Regions from separate parts of the Mus musculus genome. Here region 2 is linked to region 1. A link is a loop called in an ENCODE intact Hi-C map of the cell type or tissue named here. Cell type or tissue: left cerebral cortex. All regions are shown on one strand.

Region 1 (8,000 bases):
GACTAGGCCATCTTTTGATACATATGCAGCTAGAGTCAAGAGCTCCGGGGTACTGGTTAGTTCATATTGTTGTTCCACCTATAGGGTTGCAAATCCCTTTAGCTCCTTGGGTAATTTCTCTAGCTCCTCCTTTGGGGGCCCTGTGATCCATCCAATAGCTGACTGTGAGCATCCACTTATGTGTTTGCTAGGCCCCGACAAAGGGTTCTTTATTCTTTCTTTTTGATATTATTATTATTATCATCATTATTATTTATGATGTATAAGGAGGCACATGAACCAATGAGAACATGTGGAAATCAAGCTCACCTCATCAGATTTGCACAAACTGAGACACAGAGTCATTTCACTGGCCTGACCTTTTTTTTTTTTTAAAGAAAGATTCTTGCTATATAGCTCAGGTTAACCTTAAACTGGATACCCTCCTGCCTTTACCTTCCAAGTGCTGGGACTACTGATTTGTGACTCCATGGCCAGCCTCCAGAGGGTCAGAACGCAGTTGTACAGCCATATATGGTGGCACACACCTGCTAATTCTGGCTCCTAGGGAAACTGAATTCTGAAGGATGATTTGAGCCCAGATGTTGGAGGCCAGATCGGGGAGCAGTCTTGCATCTTTAAAAAAAACAGGAGCACGGGTGGGGGATCGGGATGGAGATGTGGCTCAGTTGGTAGAGTGCTTGTGTGCACAAAGTCCTGAGTTCAAGCATAGCCAAGCCAGGTGGCGCACACCTATAACCCCAGAACCCTGGGCAGGAGCAGGGGATCAAAAGCTCAAAGTCATCTTTGGTTGTCTACATAGAGAATTTGAGGCTAGGCTGGGCTATCAGACCCTAGAGAGAAAAGGAGGGTGAAGAAAGGAGGGGGGATGAAATGAGGCGAGAAAGAGAAGAAGAGAGAGAGGAGAGATATTTGTGCTCCCACCCTTCTACTTTGGTTAGACCCTCTCAGTCGGGAACCCGTCGGAAGTTTCTCTCCAGGACCTTGGACAGTACCCAGCGCTGGCCGACTGGCGGGACCACAGTTCAACTAAGATTCAGTGTGGGAACCCGACAAAGTTCTGGGTCAGTGGAGAGCAGTGTGTGTGTGTCAGGAGGGTAAACACGTAAGACCCACATAAGAATCACGTAGGTGCTCAGGGGCTCCTGGGAGGTAGCTTTGGCCAGGGCAAGAGACTGATCCTGGAGGCTTTAAAGCCCAGGCTGAGGGGTGAGGATTTGGGCAGGCACTGAAGAGATGTGACAGACATTAGCTGTATTATTTTCTTTAACAAGGATTCTAATGGTGGAGGAAATGGGAGGCACCTAAAAATAGGCTTTACTTTGTTGTTTCGAGACAGTTTCTCACCCTGTAGTCCTGACTGGCCTGGAACTTGCTATGTAGATCAGGCTGGCCTTGAACTCACAGAGATCTGCCTGCCTCTGCCCATCTGAGTGCTGGGGTTAAGGGTGTGTGCCAGCGCGCCTAGCTGGGCTTTGCATTTTAAAAAGTTGAACACATAATTGCATGTGCTTGTGAGGTCTGCATGACGTCTAGGTACATGCATATGATGTGCATATGATCAATTTGGAGTGATTAGCGGCATGTTTATCAGTTCAAACAGTTATCATTTCACTGTGATGAGGACATTTAAAGATTCTTCTTGGTATTTGGAAATATGCAATCTATTAGTAATGTAATTACCCTCCGTGCCAGAGAATACCATTTGTAACTTGGTACCCATAGTCCCGCCTCTCTTCAGGGCCCCTCTCTCCTTCCATCTTTAACAATGGAAAGGATGTGATAGAGCCCAGAGAGTTTCCCAGGGTAGGGCTCGCAGGAGACAGTAACTGACTACATACTCTAAGCTATGGGATGAGAAACGTTCCCTTAGCATACCAGAGTATGGAAATTAAAGTCCAGCCTCACAGGAGCTTCAAGAGACGGAGACAGCTTTCCCTCACGCCAGGTTAGCAGAGCTGCTGCTGGGAGTGGTTTCCATCTCTTCTAGGATTTAGCTCACAAAGAGAATCCGAACACACCACGTGAAAAGTAGTCTAGTTAAAGTGTGTCGTGAGCTTTAAAGATGTTTGCATCTCCAGTTCTCTGGAAATGAAACCACCAGATCCATCTTACAAAAATCGTCTGGTGCTGTAGTTTACAGTAACCTGATTTGCAAAATATTTGAACAAACATTTCTTCAAAGAAGATTTGCAAGCAGCTACAGAGTACAGATAAGATGCTTAGAGGCACTGTCCCGAGACAGAGGAAAATCAACACTGTAACGGACAGCACCTTGCACCATAGTTTGCTGGGCGACTTTGGGCAAGCTGCTTTCTCTCTGTCCACAGCTCTGGAGAGTTCTGGAAGACCTCTGCAAACACCATGATTTAGAAACCCTCCTCTAGTCAAGTCTTGTGGGTGGGGTCCTCCTAGGAGGGGCCAGGAGTGAGTCTTGGGTTTTTTAGGAAACATCACATCAGGAAACATTCCAGATGAGGGAAAGAGTTCCTGGACCAGAGGTACAAAGATATAGCATGCACTTGAAAATACTGCACGGGGTCTCTCACTTGGAATCCTGGCACTCCAGAGGCTGAAACAGGAGGATGCCCCATTCGAGGCCAGTCTGAACTACATAGTGGCATCCTGTCTCAATAGCAACATTGGTAGGAGGTTTGTTTAGGATCAAAATTAAGTATCACAACATACTAGTCCTGTGAGTTTGGAGATACGCACAGTAGGGCAGGTGCTGGAGGTGCACACACTAGGGCAGGTGCTGGTGCTGGTCCTGTGGAGATGCCTCCCTCTTAAGAACACCAGTTCACTGTGGTCTGTGAGACCCATATGGAGGATCTTTAGGTGTTTCAGATCTTGAGGCCATGGTGTAGTTACTTCGTCTCAGAACCAGAATGCTTTTCCAAGGGCATTTTCACTTCCTCACAAATCAGATCCTAAAGGGTCAATGCTGGACCACTGCAGACACCAACTCTCTATCTCTACCCAATGGAATTATTCTAAAACCTGCCTGCAGTTATCACATTGACCAGAAGGTGGCAGCACAGGAACACGCAAGCATCAGCTGTGACCGATTAAAAAGCAGCAATGGTCTAATTGTTCTGGTAACCTACCACAACGCCTCCTTCTGGTAGCAGCATACACTGTCTATAAACTGCCTCCCGGGAATACGGATACCAGGCATGCTCGGTACTGTCTGGGAAACCTGCTAACCTGGATGGTGTGTGACGCACCACCTGTCATTCTCAGTTGTCAAAAGCATATACGAGTGTGTGTCTGTGCTCCTCATCTAACGCAAAGCACAGGTAGGCATCACCAGTCCAGTTTACTGATGGGAAAGCGGGCTCAAAGGGAAGATCCCATTCATCCAAAGCCTCATGTTAATAAACGTAGTGCTGGGCTTTACCATCAGTTCCGGGAGACTTGGGTGCAGCTATGTTCTCCCTCACTGGGGAGGTGCCGGAGGTGTCACATCTCAAGCAGGCAACACCTTCTCACTAAGCACGCAGGGCTGGTGGTGTCCATATCTACCGAGGGGAATGACGTAAGGAGGCTATGGGCCCAGACTTTTCCTGGAGTGGGGAGAGGAGGCAAATGTTTTCAAAGGAGGCTGAGGACGAGAGTTGGTTCCACATGTGGGACTGGGAGAGGTTGGTGCCCCGATTCGAGCCCCTTTCCTGCAATGTGAGCATGGGTGGGCCCTGACATTTTCTGGGCTCTCCTCAGGTGAACAAGAACATCCCGCAGGCTGGGCAGTGATGGTGCACACCTTTAATCCCAGCACTTGGGAGGCAGAGGCAGGTGGATTTCTGGAGGCCAACCTGGTCTACAGAGTGAGTTCCAGGACAGCCAGGCTACACAGAGAAACCCTGTCTTGAAAAAAACAAACAAACAAAAAGATAATAATAATAATAATAATAATAATAATAATAGTAATAATAATAGTAATAATAATAAAAAAGCATCCCACAGGTCCTTGCTGCCTCTCTTCCAGGGAATCTAGACTTCTAACACCAAACTCATTAAAAGGAATGAGTCCAAGACCTATGGAGTGCTTACTGCTTACTGGGATTAAATGAGGCTCCTGGGAGATGTGAATCCAGCCCTATCATGGAGACAGGCTCTTGCCCTGGCTCCTCCTTCAGGTTTACAAGCTGACTCTCCTAGAAGCAGAGGTCAGATGGGTCCAGGAGCCCACATGCAAGGAAGTGGGGACAGGCTGCAGCTGGGGAATCCATCAGACATGACCCAGGCCTGAACCAAGCAAGAGTTTGAGTAAAGGAGTTAGAGGAGGCCCCACAACGTGGCTAAGCCCTGGTGTTAGTGTGGTCATTAGCTTGTTCTCCATGTGCCAGGCACGTGGGTGTCTGCTCTGACATTCTTGGAGCCCCCACCTGTTCATGAGCTAGGGATGGCCTAGTGATGAAGGATCAGCTCTGAGGGGAACAGGTTAGAGCTTATGTGTATGTGTGTATGTGGTAAAGTGTGGTATGGGTGTGTGTGTATGGCAAAGTGCGTACCAAGGGATGTGTGCTGGGTACAGGTTTGTGTGTGTGTATGTGTGTGTCTGTCCATGCATGTATAGTGTAGTATACATGTATGCTTGTGTATATATTTGAAAAATCACATAGTACAATAGTCATGTTTGATTGTGTGCCCTTGTGTGTGTGTGTGTGTGTGTGTGTGTGTGTGTGTGTACATGATCAGTAGCCTGTGTCTTTGTTTTTCCAGTAGCCAGTGGAAGCTGCCAGCTCTAGGATGCTCTGGAACGGTGTGTCTCAGTCCAGCTACTTAGGCCAGTGGGTAGGCAGTAGACTTGCAAAGTGAGGCAGACCAGGCACATAGAAGAAGGCCTCTGGGTAGAAGCAGAGCCTCTCAAGAGTAGCAACTGGAACCCTGAGATTTCTGACTGTGCCAAGCATGGCTCAGCTCATTCCCACCACTACCCAGCATGATGGTTTAACACTTAACACAGACCCCAGGCCCTGTAGTGTTATTTTGTCCACAAAGTCCCAGCTAGCAAGAGGGAACATTTATCTACTCCACAAGTGACTGACAACTGACTTCTTGAGCATCTTGATGTCATGATATTCTAGGAGTGATGGTTTTCAACCTGTGAGTCACGACCCCTTTGGGGGTCAGACAACCTGTTCACAGGGGTTGCAAATCACATATCCCACCTATCAGGTATTTACATTACGATTCACCATAGCAGCAAGATTACAGTTAAGAAGTAGCAACAAAATAATTGTATGGCTGGGGTTCGTCTTACGTTTCTATTTGTCTTGGAGTTTCTATCGCTGTGACAAAACACCATGACCAAAAAGCAAGTTGGGGAGGAAAGGGTTTATTCAGCTTACATTTCTACATTGCTGTTCATCACCAAGGAAAGTCAGGACAAAACAGAATGCAAACAGGACAGGAACCGGAAGCAGAAGCTGATGCAGAGGCCATGGAGGGGTGCTGCTTGCTGGCTTGTTCCACATGGCTTTCTTATAGAACCCAGGACCACCAGCCCAGGGGTGACAAGTCTCACAATAGGCTGGGCCCTCCTCCTTCCCAACTGGCCACTAGTTGAGAAAATGCCTTACAGTCTCTCATGGGGGCATTTCCTCAACAAGAGCTCCTCCCTCTCTGATGACTTGTGTCAAGTTGACACAGGACTAGCCAGTATAACTGATCCCTGGTTAACCTGACACACTAACACATTGCTTTGTTTTTAAAAATTATTTATTTTTAGTTTTGTGTTTTGCCTGCATATGTGTCTGTGTTGAGGGTGTTGGATCTTCTGGAACTGGAGATACAGCCTTGTGGGTGCTGGGAATCGAACTCGAGTCCTCTGGAGGAACATCCATTGCGCTTAACCACTGATCCATGTCTACAGCCCAATATATCACTTTCAGGCCACAACCTTTCTTTTCTTATTCACCCTAAGATCTCACATTAAAAATATACATTACTTTAAAAGCCCCACAGTCTTCACAAATTTAACCATATTACAATTTCAGTCCCTTTAAAATAGCTAATTTCTTTTAAAATACAAAGTCTTTTAAAATTTAAAGTTTCTCAATTATGGGTGCCAGTAAAATAAAAAAATAAATAAACCAAATGTTTTACCCCAAGAGGGAAAAATTAGGGCACACTCACAATCAAATCAAAGCAAAATCAAACACCAACTGTCCAATGTCTGGGATCCACTCCCTATCTTCTGGGCTCCTCCAAAGGGCTTGAGTCATTTCTCCAGCTCTGCCCTCTGCAGCACACACATCTTGTCTTCTAGGCTCTGGCTGGATCCACTCCACTGCTGCTGCTGTTCTTGGTGATCATCCCATTATACTGACATCTCCAAAACCCCAGGGTCTTCTGCTGCAACTGGGCTGTACCTTCACCAATAGCCTGTCACAGACTCTCTTCATGGTACCAATTCTCAACGCTGCATGACCCCTTCAGTCCCCTTCAAATAACACTGAGGCTGTACCTTCACCAGTGGCCTCTTCTGGTCTCTCACAGTGCCAGGCCTCAGCTGTTCTCCATGTTCATCATGCCTTCAAAACCAGTCTTGGGTGACTCTTACACTACCAACTTTGGCTGCTAGCACGAGTTACAACGTTGGCCAATTCTTAAACACAGATGTTCTGTACTCTCTGAAAACACTTCCCAGAAGATTTCACGCCAACGATGCTGGTCTCTTCTCAGTCACTACTAATTTCTTAGCTCCAGCTCACCAGCATCAATTGTCCCAGTAGTGCAAAGGTTCAACTTCAGTGGTGGTGTTGTCTTGTTAATTCTGGCTGTCTCTTCATCCACAGCTGACCAGAACAACAGAATCTTAATTCAAAACAGCAAATAGCCATGATAGTCTTTAAATTTTCTTCTAAACCTTTACAAGCCAGGCCTCCATCTCCTGCACTGCTCTCAACATTCTTGTCTTCCAAGCTCCTAAAAAAATCATCTCACCGAGCTCTTAACGCTCAATGGCTTTTCTAGCCCAAAGTTCCAAAGTCCTTCCACAATTCCCCCCAAACCATGGTCGGATCAGGTCTGTCACAGAAATATCCCATTCCTGGTACCAATTTCTGTCTTAGTTTTATTGCTGTGATGAAACACCATGACCAAAAAGCCAGCTGGTTTTCAGCTTACACTTCCACATTGCTGCTCATCACCAAAGGAAGTCAGGACAAAACAGAACTCAAACAGGGCAGGGACCTAGATGCAGGAGCTGATGCAGTGGCTATGGAGGGGTGCTGCTTACTAGCTTGCTCTGCATGGCTTGCTCAGCCTGCTTTCTTATAGAACCCAGGACCACCAAGCCCAGGGATAGATGTCCCACAATGGGCTGGACTTGTCCCCATTGATCACTAATTGAGAAAATGGAAAATGCCTTATAGTTGGATCTCACGGAGGCATTTCTGAAGCTTCTTTCTCTCTGATGGCTCTAGCTTGTGTCAAGTTAACACAAAACCAGCCAGTACAGGGTCATCACAATATGAAGAACTGTATTCTTCCAGGGTCGAAGTATTAGGAAGGTAGAGAACCACTGTTTTAGAATACAGGGCATGAATGGCTATTGATGGCTTAGAGATGCGGGCTCAAATCCTCCTTCCCAGTGATTGGTTAGTAAAGCTGGATGAAGCCTGAGGCTCTGGGGATAGCCTTGTGGCCTAGGGCCCTAGTAGGGAATTAATGTATGAGGAACTGGCTGGAAGTATGAGCCAAGTCAGGGGTTGGGGGACTACCCTGGGTTCTGAACCTTAAATTCTGGTCTCTGTCCTCCCACCAGCTAGCCTGGATGCATAGAGGGACCAGGATTCAGTTCTCAAGAGGTTCAACCTGAGGCAGAGAGGCAGGAGCCCTTCAAACCCATAGGTGCCTGGTCCCACTCTGGCACACTGGGTCAGAATATGTGGCTCAAGGACTTTTATTTTTCAAATGTGCCCCTAGCTGAGTGACTGATATATAGCTGAGCCTGTGTGTCTGTGTTTGAGCACCCCAGGCTGCAACAGCTA
Region 2 (8,000 bases), 280 kb after region 1:
CCCTGTTCCTTTACTGATCAGTGTTTCTTGGTGCTTGGCCATTGATGGTGCTCGAGTGGGTCTCCCTATGGATCTCTCTCTAGACGAATGTTCAAGAGTGCCTGGGACAGGTACATGTAATAGAATTGCTGATACATCCATTCTCTCCATGTTTCAAACTAGAAGCATTTTACTACATGGAAAGCAATCTCTCTTGTTCATAACAGCTACTGAGCTTTTAACTATGTCCTACAGTTGCTAGGCAATGTGACAAGAAGACAGAATATCAGAGTGGGAGACAAGAGAGTATGCTAAAACCTCAGGCCCAAACTTGAATTATTCCTTCATCTTTACTACATCTCCCAGTCCTGGCTGGGTCTCTGTTATTTTGTTTTTGAAATATTTAAAATGCCTTTGCCCCACTTAAGATGCCAAGTAAAAGTATAAAAATGTGATTTACACAAGCAATCTTACTCAGAGAATTGCAGGAAGTCTTTGTACACAAATCAAGTGGCTGTAATCTATGGAGTAAGTTTAGAGAACTTGGAGTTTTCCTGATCACTAAGACTTACCTAATCCAGTCGTCTTGATGACGCACATGACAGTTGAAAGCACAGAGAGATTAAATGATTTATTTAGGTTCCAGAAGGATCTGTTGATACAGACTAAGAATTCCTTTGAAGAGAACATCTTTGTAACCCGCTGAAATCTGACATGAATAATGATGAGTCATTGGAAAGCCATACAGCGAGTTTTTTGTTCATTTCTTACTTGACCAGTATAATTCGTGACTGGACCATACCCCTTGTCCAAAATGAATTTTAAAAATCCATGTTTTGTATGTTTTTAAGATTAACTTTTTGGAGCTGGAGAGATGGGTCAGCACTTAAGAGCTTTTATTGCTCTTGCAGAGAACCTAAGCTTGGTTTCCAGAACCCACTTCTGGACACTCACAGCTGCCTAGGACCCCAGCTCTAGGGTATCTGATACCGCTGGCCTCTGAGGGCACTCACGCACACACACACACACACACACACACACACACACACACACACGATAAAATAAATCTTAGAGAGTTTTTCTTTTTTGATAGTTTCATACATGTATATACGTTTTCGTCATGGTTGCCCTCCTAGTGTCCTCTTGTGCCCCTCACTATTCCCTGGCAGTTCTGCTTTTATGTCTTTGTGTGCACGTGTGTATGCGCGCGTGCAAGTGCGCATGTGTCCCGAGTTTTCTTAGGCCTGTTTGCATGAGTGTGGGTGGGAAGTTATTTACTGGAGCATGGGCAGTTTATCCATGGCCATACCACTGACGAAAATGATACCTTTCTCCAGATATCATGAACTATCCATAGTCCCTCTAGGAAGGGGCGTGGCCCTGTGCACCCTCCCCTCTCCCATGATGAAAAGCTGACAGGTCCAATCTTATGCAGCCCTTATGTGGACAACAGATTGGTGGGTTAACGTCGATTTGGCTCTAAGGATTGAACTCAGGTTGTCAGACCTAGCAGTGAGCACCGCTAGCCCAGATGTTCTTCTGCCCCTCTCCATCCTCTGGCTCTTTCATTCTTTGTACTCCATCCTCTTGGGGTGGGGGGAGATCCTAAAGACCGTCTTGTGTTTAGCTATGAGTATGTGTGTGGGTGTGTACGTGTAAGAGAAGGTGCCAGTAGAGACACATTTGATCCCCTGGAGCTGGGGTTACAGCTAGTTGTGAATCACCCAGTATGGGGTAGGGACTTGAACTCGAGTCATTTGGAAAAGCAGATAGCTTAGCTACTTAGCCCCTTCTCCAGCCCCTTCTCCAGCCCCTTTATCGCCTGTCTTATGAGTACTATAGAAACACGTACTTGGGGAATGGAAACAACTCAATTGCAAGGTTGGTTAAAGGCCTTTTCTTGGGGATTTGGTCTGTGGTCTAGAGTACTGTATGTCTTTTGTGTATACATTTCAATCATGAGGTCTATAGGAGAACTTAGATCTTTTAAAACATGTGAGAGAACATGTTTAAATATTTTTTGTATTTTAAAAAGTTCTTGTTTTTTATTTTATGCATATGGGTGTTTTGCTTGCATGTATATCTGTGTGCCTGGTGCCCATGGAGGCTGGAAGAGGCTACCAGATCCTCTGACACTGGGGTTTCATGGTTGTGAACCACCATGTGGGTGCTGGGAGTTGAACCTAGATCCTTTTAGAAGAGCAACAAGTGCTTTTTAAAATTTGTTTGTTTTTTATTTTTTGTTTTTTGAAACTGGGTTTCTCTGTGTATCCCTGGCTGTCCTGGAATTCACTCTGTAGACCAGGCTGGCTTCGAACTCAGAAATCCACTACCTCTGAGTCCCAAGTGCTAGGATTAAAGGCGTGCACCACCACTTCCTGGCACAAGTGCTCATAATCACTAAGATATCTCCTAGTCCCTCTATTGGATTTTATGGATTTTATCCATAAACTTTTTAACTTTTTGTTTATGCTTAGCTGATTTTTTTTTTTCATCTTTAAGTACAAACTCTTCCTCTAAAGTGTTTTCCACAATTGTGGAATGTCTAAATTTCACATTTAACTAATTATATTGTATAATTAATTACTCTACCAAGCACATCTAGTACTAACAGATTAGAATGAGCACAGCTAACCTATGGCATGTAGCAGCCCCAGAGCATAGGGCCCTGCAGGCTGGGAGCATTGGGCTTGGCACAGCTGAGTCAGCCCAGTGGCAACTGCTCACAAGCACTTCGCTGTGTTGTTAGAGGCCTCATCATGAGACACAAGTACGTGTATACAGTAGCCCTGCTGCTGGGCAGGGTGGGCTCCTACTTACTCGGCATGATCAAGTTGCCCTGTTGGGGAAAGTCAAATATAACAGTGTCTTTGGGATTTCCTGGGTGCTTTTTAGCTCCTCCTGGTGCTTCCAGGATTGTATGCTGCAGTGTGATATGTTTCGCTTTAAAAGTTTGTTTAGAAAGCAGGTCTTATTAACACATACAAGCTGATTTTTTTAAAATCAGCCTTTTTTTTTTTTACCCCTGAAAATGCTTCTATACAATGTATCATCGAGAAATCTTTTAATACTCATTTCTATCAATATGATATGTAAACTTCGTATTGTACAGCTAAGCATTGGGGGCTGAATAGTTATTATATAATGTAAATTTATATGTAGTGTTTTAATGTTTAAGTTTATGACATTATGGCCTAAACAAGTAGTTTAAGGCTCTTCCCAAGGCTTAAGTAGGGATGTTCTTACTCGGAGCTTTGCACATGCTGGTCTTGTGTGTTGTAGGCGAATGGCTACAGCTCCTGGATACAGCGGGTGCTCAGTAAACACACTTGCAGCGTTACAAAGACGCATAAGTTAGAGCTTACACTACAGGAAACTAACCCCTGGAAACACTGTTTCTCAGGTGCCGCCCCCTCCCCACCCCTTTATTACTTCCTCTTGCCGACCTTCTTAGAGTGAGGAATCTGCCCACCTCTCTCATGGGAGCAAATTCTTAGATTACTCAAAAGTCATCTTTGGTAACCACATGCTGTGCCAAACCCACTGAGGCCACCCACGCTGTCACATTGTCCTCTGTTAAATCAGGAGGAGGGCGGTGCAAGGACTGTGAAGAGAGATGTGATTTTTTTCTTTTTTTCTTTTTTTTTTTTCCCATGGAGAGATGAGGGGTCAAAGGCGAGGGAGAGTATCATTTAATATTTTCTCCTTAACACAGGTGAGTAAGGAAATCTCTGACTATGAATTTTTAAGTTTATGCCTATGTGTTCCTCCAGGGAAGCCCGCGTGGAGCTCAGTTGAGCTCGTTGTAACTAGAAACGTTAAGTCTGGTATCCCTGTGGTTCCTCCTAGTTGCCTTGTATTCGTTTGACAAAGCCAAGCAGTGCATCGGCACAATGACCATCGAGATCGACTTCCTGCAGAAGAAGAACATCGACTCCAACCCTTACGACACCGACAAGATGGCCGCCGAGTTCATCCAGCAGTTCAACAACCAGGCCTTCTCAGTGGGGCAGCAGGTAGGCCCAGCCGCTCACTCCTTCCCTTTGTAGACCACCGAGTGCTGATGCCCAGGGTTCTGCTTTGGAAGAGCCAAGAGGAGGAGCTTTTCCTAGGAGAAAGAAGTTCCATGCAGATTGAAGGAGTGAGTTTGCTGACCCACCTGTTGGAGTCTGTTCAGAAAAGCCCTCACAGCTTTAGGAGGCCAGAGAGATGGCTCAGCAGTTAAGATGGCTGCTCTTCTGCAGGATCCAAGTTCAGTGCCCGGCACTCACAACTGCTGGGTACCTCCAGCTTCAGATCCAGAGCTCTCTTCCGGCCGGCCCCCAAGGGGCTGCACATGACACACGTACACATAGACATGAACATTTTTCAAAAAGCCATTGATGTCCTGTATTGTCACATCAGGTTTCCTCCCTGCAAATTTGGGAACCTGATAGAGATGCATAGTCTGAAATGGTTTCATTTTTCTCATCGTGGGACATGCGATTTGTTTCTGGGAAGCCTTCCTATGTCACTAGTATGTTTTTGTAGAAAGCAGAAGGTGGGGCTGGGGAGATAGTTCATAAGTCAGTAACGTGCCTGCCGAGCGAGCATGAAGACCTGAGTTTGACCCCCAGCACCCAGGCAGAAAGCCAGAGGTGGTGCAATATTTGTGCTTGTAGTTCTACAGCTGGGAAGGCAGAGACAGGAACCCTTGAGGCCCCGGGCCAGCTGGTGTAACCCAAACTGGTGAGCTCCGGGTTCAGTGAGAAACCCTGGCTCAAAAATAAGCGGGCTGGGGGATACTGTGGGAAGCCGTGGAGGTCTCAACTTTTGGTGGAGGGTGGTCTTCCAGAGATTTTTAAGAAAATTAAGTATGTATAAATCAAGTTCATCGCAGAGTCTCTGAACCTTAGTGTCACTGGACACTAACTCTCAGCAGCCAGTATTCACCAGCGCTGCCTCTTTTTACACTTGAGTTACTATCAGATGATGGATATCCTAGGAAAAACATTCTGTTTAAACATAAAGTATGCTTAGCTGTTAGAGTGCCGCCCAGCATGCATGAAACCCGAGCTCCACCACTAGGCCTAACACCAAAGAAAACCAGGTATGGTGAGTGTCTGTAATCCCAGCACCAGGGCAGCAGAGGCAGGAAGATCAGGAGTTGAAGGTTACCCATGCTCAGTTACAAAGGAAGTCTGAGACCAGCCAGGGTTACACCAGACCTTATCTCCAAAGAATTAAAAAGAAAGTATGAAGCCACACATTGTACAGGCACCCTGACTGCCAGAGCAGATGTTAGCATCTGGCTGTCCCCAGTAAAGCAATTTGCAGAAATGGGCTACCACCCCCTTTTTTGCCATTGCATTTTCATCTTAGAAAGTGATTTTACTTTAAATGGATACATCTAACTTTTTGTCCTCTAATCTCTAGAATGGCAAATCTCAGTAAATGCATTCCATCTAAGCTCTCTGGGTCCTCAAATGTTTAAAAGTAAATAGCAGATCCTGGGAGCAAGGTGTCTGGCATTGCCAAGTGCCCGCACTGCCATGGCTAAGGCTGCGTCTGTCCTGCCCTGAGGTCTCTGTCTCAGGAGATTACTAGAGAGAGAGCAGCAGTGGACGGCAGGAGCATCAGAGTGGACACAGTGCCACTTTTCAGTTTTCCTGATAAATCTAAAGGATAGCAGTCTAAAGTATTTATATATTATGAAATTAAACTTTTGCAGGCAGAAGCTGAACTGCTGATGTACAGGAACAAAATACAGTGTGTTTTAAAAGAAAGCCTAGCAATTAGCGCTGAGTGTAGTGGCACACACCTTTAATCCCAGCACTGGGGGGGCAGAAGCAAGTGGATCTCTGTGAGTTCCAGGCCAGCCTGGTCTACATAATGAGACCCTGTCTCAAAAGAAAGAAAGAAACAAACAAACCAACCCCCCCCCAAAAAAAGCAAAACAAATAAAAAAGCAAACAAACTAAACAAAGAAGAAAAAAAATAAATAAGAAAGCATTAGAATTAAAATGAACCTGGCTTCCTCCCCGATGAAGTTTGGGTCCAGAGAAGATAAGCAGCTGGTGGGCATCGAGGAGCCTTCTGGATGACCTAAGGCAGGCAGTAGCGGCTCGAGCACAGCCCCGGGGTCCCTCCACCTGAGAGCACGGGGCTCGCATGCTTCCTGCCGGTCAAACTAGAAAGTTCTACAGCACCAGAAACAGCATGTTCTCTGTTCCCTGCTGATCTGCCAGGCCAAAAATAGTGACTGGGATATTCTTTATGCTATTAAGTATTTATTTGACTCTTATCTAAGTCCCTAGCTGTGCATCCACGGGCACATGACCCTCCTGCTCCTGCCTCCCGAGTGCTGGGATTCAAGGTCTGCACCATTATTGCCCTGCTGGATCTCGGTTTTCTTACTAGTAGTTTTCCTAAGTGTTTGTGAGTGTCGACTGAGTCACCTCCCATCATACTAACACACAAGTTTCCTTTTCCTGTCACTGGGTCTGTGATGGTGTGACTGTGGAGTTGACCCAAGAAGGACTTTCAAAAGAAAACTGCTTTTTCACCTTTGGATGATGTAGTAGAAAGCCATTGCACCATGGGCTAACCTTTCTTCCCTTCCTTCTCTCTACAGCTTGTCTTTAGCTTCAATGATAAGCTCTTTGGATTACTGGTGAAGGACATTGAAGCCATGGATCCCAGCATCCTGAAGGGAGAGCCTGCATCAGGCAAAAGGCAGAAGGTAAGCCTTTTTCCTGGTCTTCATTAGGCAATCTTTTTGACATGACTTGCACAGGCTGATATGTTTCTGACTATTCGCCTGGGGTAGCTTTCCATACTGTGTGTTCTCCCTCTGAGTTCCTCACTCCTGCTGTAGCCAGTATTGCTGCTGGAATAGAAACCAAAGCACAGCTAACCGCAGATCTACTAATCTGCACTAGCTGAACACCGCCATCTAGAATATGTCAGAGACTGGCTGTGAAGACAGACCTTGCCATGTCGGGATTGTGCGAGATGGCTGTGAGGAAAGCAGACGTAACTCAGATGACTGGTTGCCATGTTTGCTTTGTACTGAAAAACTTCATTTCTCCCTCGAGTCTAGCCTTGCTTTGAAATGCCTATAGCGTACTAATTATCATCTCTCTGTACAGATTGAGGTAGGCCTGGTTGTTGGAAACAGTCAAGTTGCATTTGAAAAAGCAGAAAATTCGTCGCTCAATCTTATCGGTAAGATGCACAGTTTTAGAAAATTTCAAATGAAGTGGCAATGCCTCTGATATTGCGTATGAGTTGTGTAAATGGTTTTCAGGTGATAGAGAAAGGAGACCCTTCCTTAAGGCTTGTTCTGTCACAAGCGCTGATTGATATACAATCTCAAGCCTTTAGCTGGAGTGCCCAGTTCACCTGTAACAATGTGAAACACATCGGCACATTTTAATTTCCTGTGCTCATAGCCAGACTTAAAACAATTAAAAAGAAATAATGACATTTCTTGGTTTGAAATTCTAAGATAATTTTGGGCTCACAAAGATTTGTATATGTGGCTGGGCAGTGATGGCTCACGCCTTTAATCCCAGCACTCGGGAGGCAGAGGCAGATGGATTTCTGAGTTCGAGGCCAGCCTGGTCTACAAAGTGAGTTCCAGGACAGCCAGGGCTACACAGAGAAACCCTGTCTCAAAGAAAAAAAAAAAAGATTTGTATATGTGGCTCACAGAATCCCAGTAGCTGTTGCCAGTTTCCCCTAGTGTGAACATCATACAGTGCAGTTACCCAGACAGATTCTCATGGGTCCATTGCTGCTGCCCAGCCTCCTGTCTTAGCTTGGATTCCATCATCTTTCCCATCAAGCCCTTTCTCTCTCCCAGGTCTCATTCCCGACCATCTCACCCCACACATAGCTTCTCTGTGTGAGTCCTCTCCCGGCTCTGATGGCTCCTCAGAATTTCATTATCTTTTGTGACCTTCAGCACTGGTCAGCCCCCCAGCTAATTGCCGTGTTAAACGCAGAATCGTCCGTCACTGTTCTTTAGTGATCCGTTG

Evidence for each region. Peaks named below come from ENCODE experiments on the same cell type or tissue, not always from the same donor. Only the 100,000 strongest peaks of a DNase experiment are listed, where the experiment ranks them.
Region 2: a loop joins it to region 1, with 3 times the contacts of the local background. A loop is called at or near these places in 2 of 42 quality-filtered maps.

Annotation. Positions count from the first base shown.
Region 1 is chr11:104,191,063-104,199,062 of GRCm38, reverse strand. It overlaps a transcript of Sppl2c not described here. Among named protein-coding and RNA genes, the nearest start is that of Sppl2c, 8.7 kb to the right of the region's middle. In left cerebral cortex, a CTCF peak has its summit at 3,038 (motif pointing right); a DNase peak (open chromatin) is centred at 3,043.
Region 2 is chr11:103,912,501-103,920,500 of GRCm38, reverse strand. It overlaps Nsf (N-ethylmaleimide sensitive fusion protein), which reads left to right. Exons shown (of 21, transcript NM_008740.4): 5 at 3,829-3,995; 6 at 6,593-6,700; 7 at 7,110-7,185. Among named protein-coding and RNA genes, the nearest start is that of Nsf, 38 kb to the left of the region's middle. In left cerebral cortex, no CTCF peak of the experiment used is centred here; DNase peaks (open chromatin) are centred at 293 and 3,499.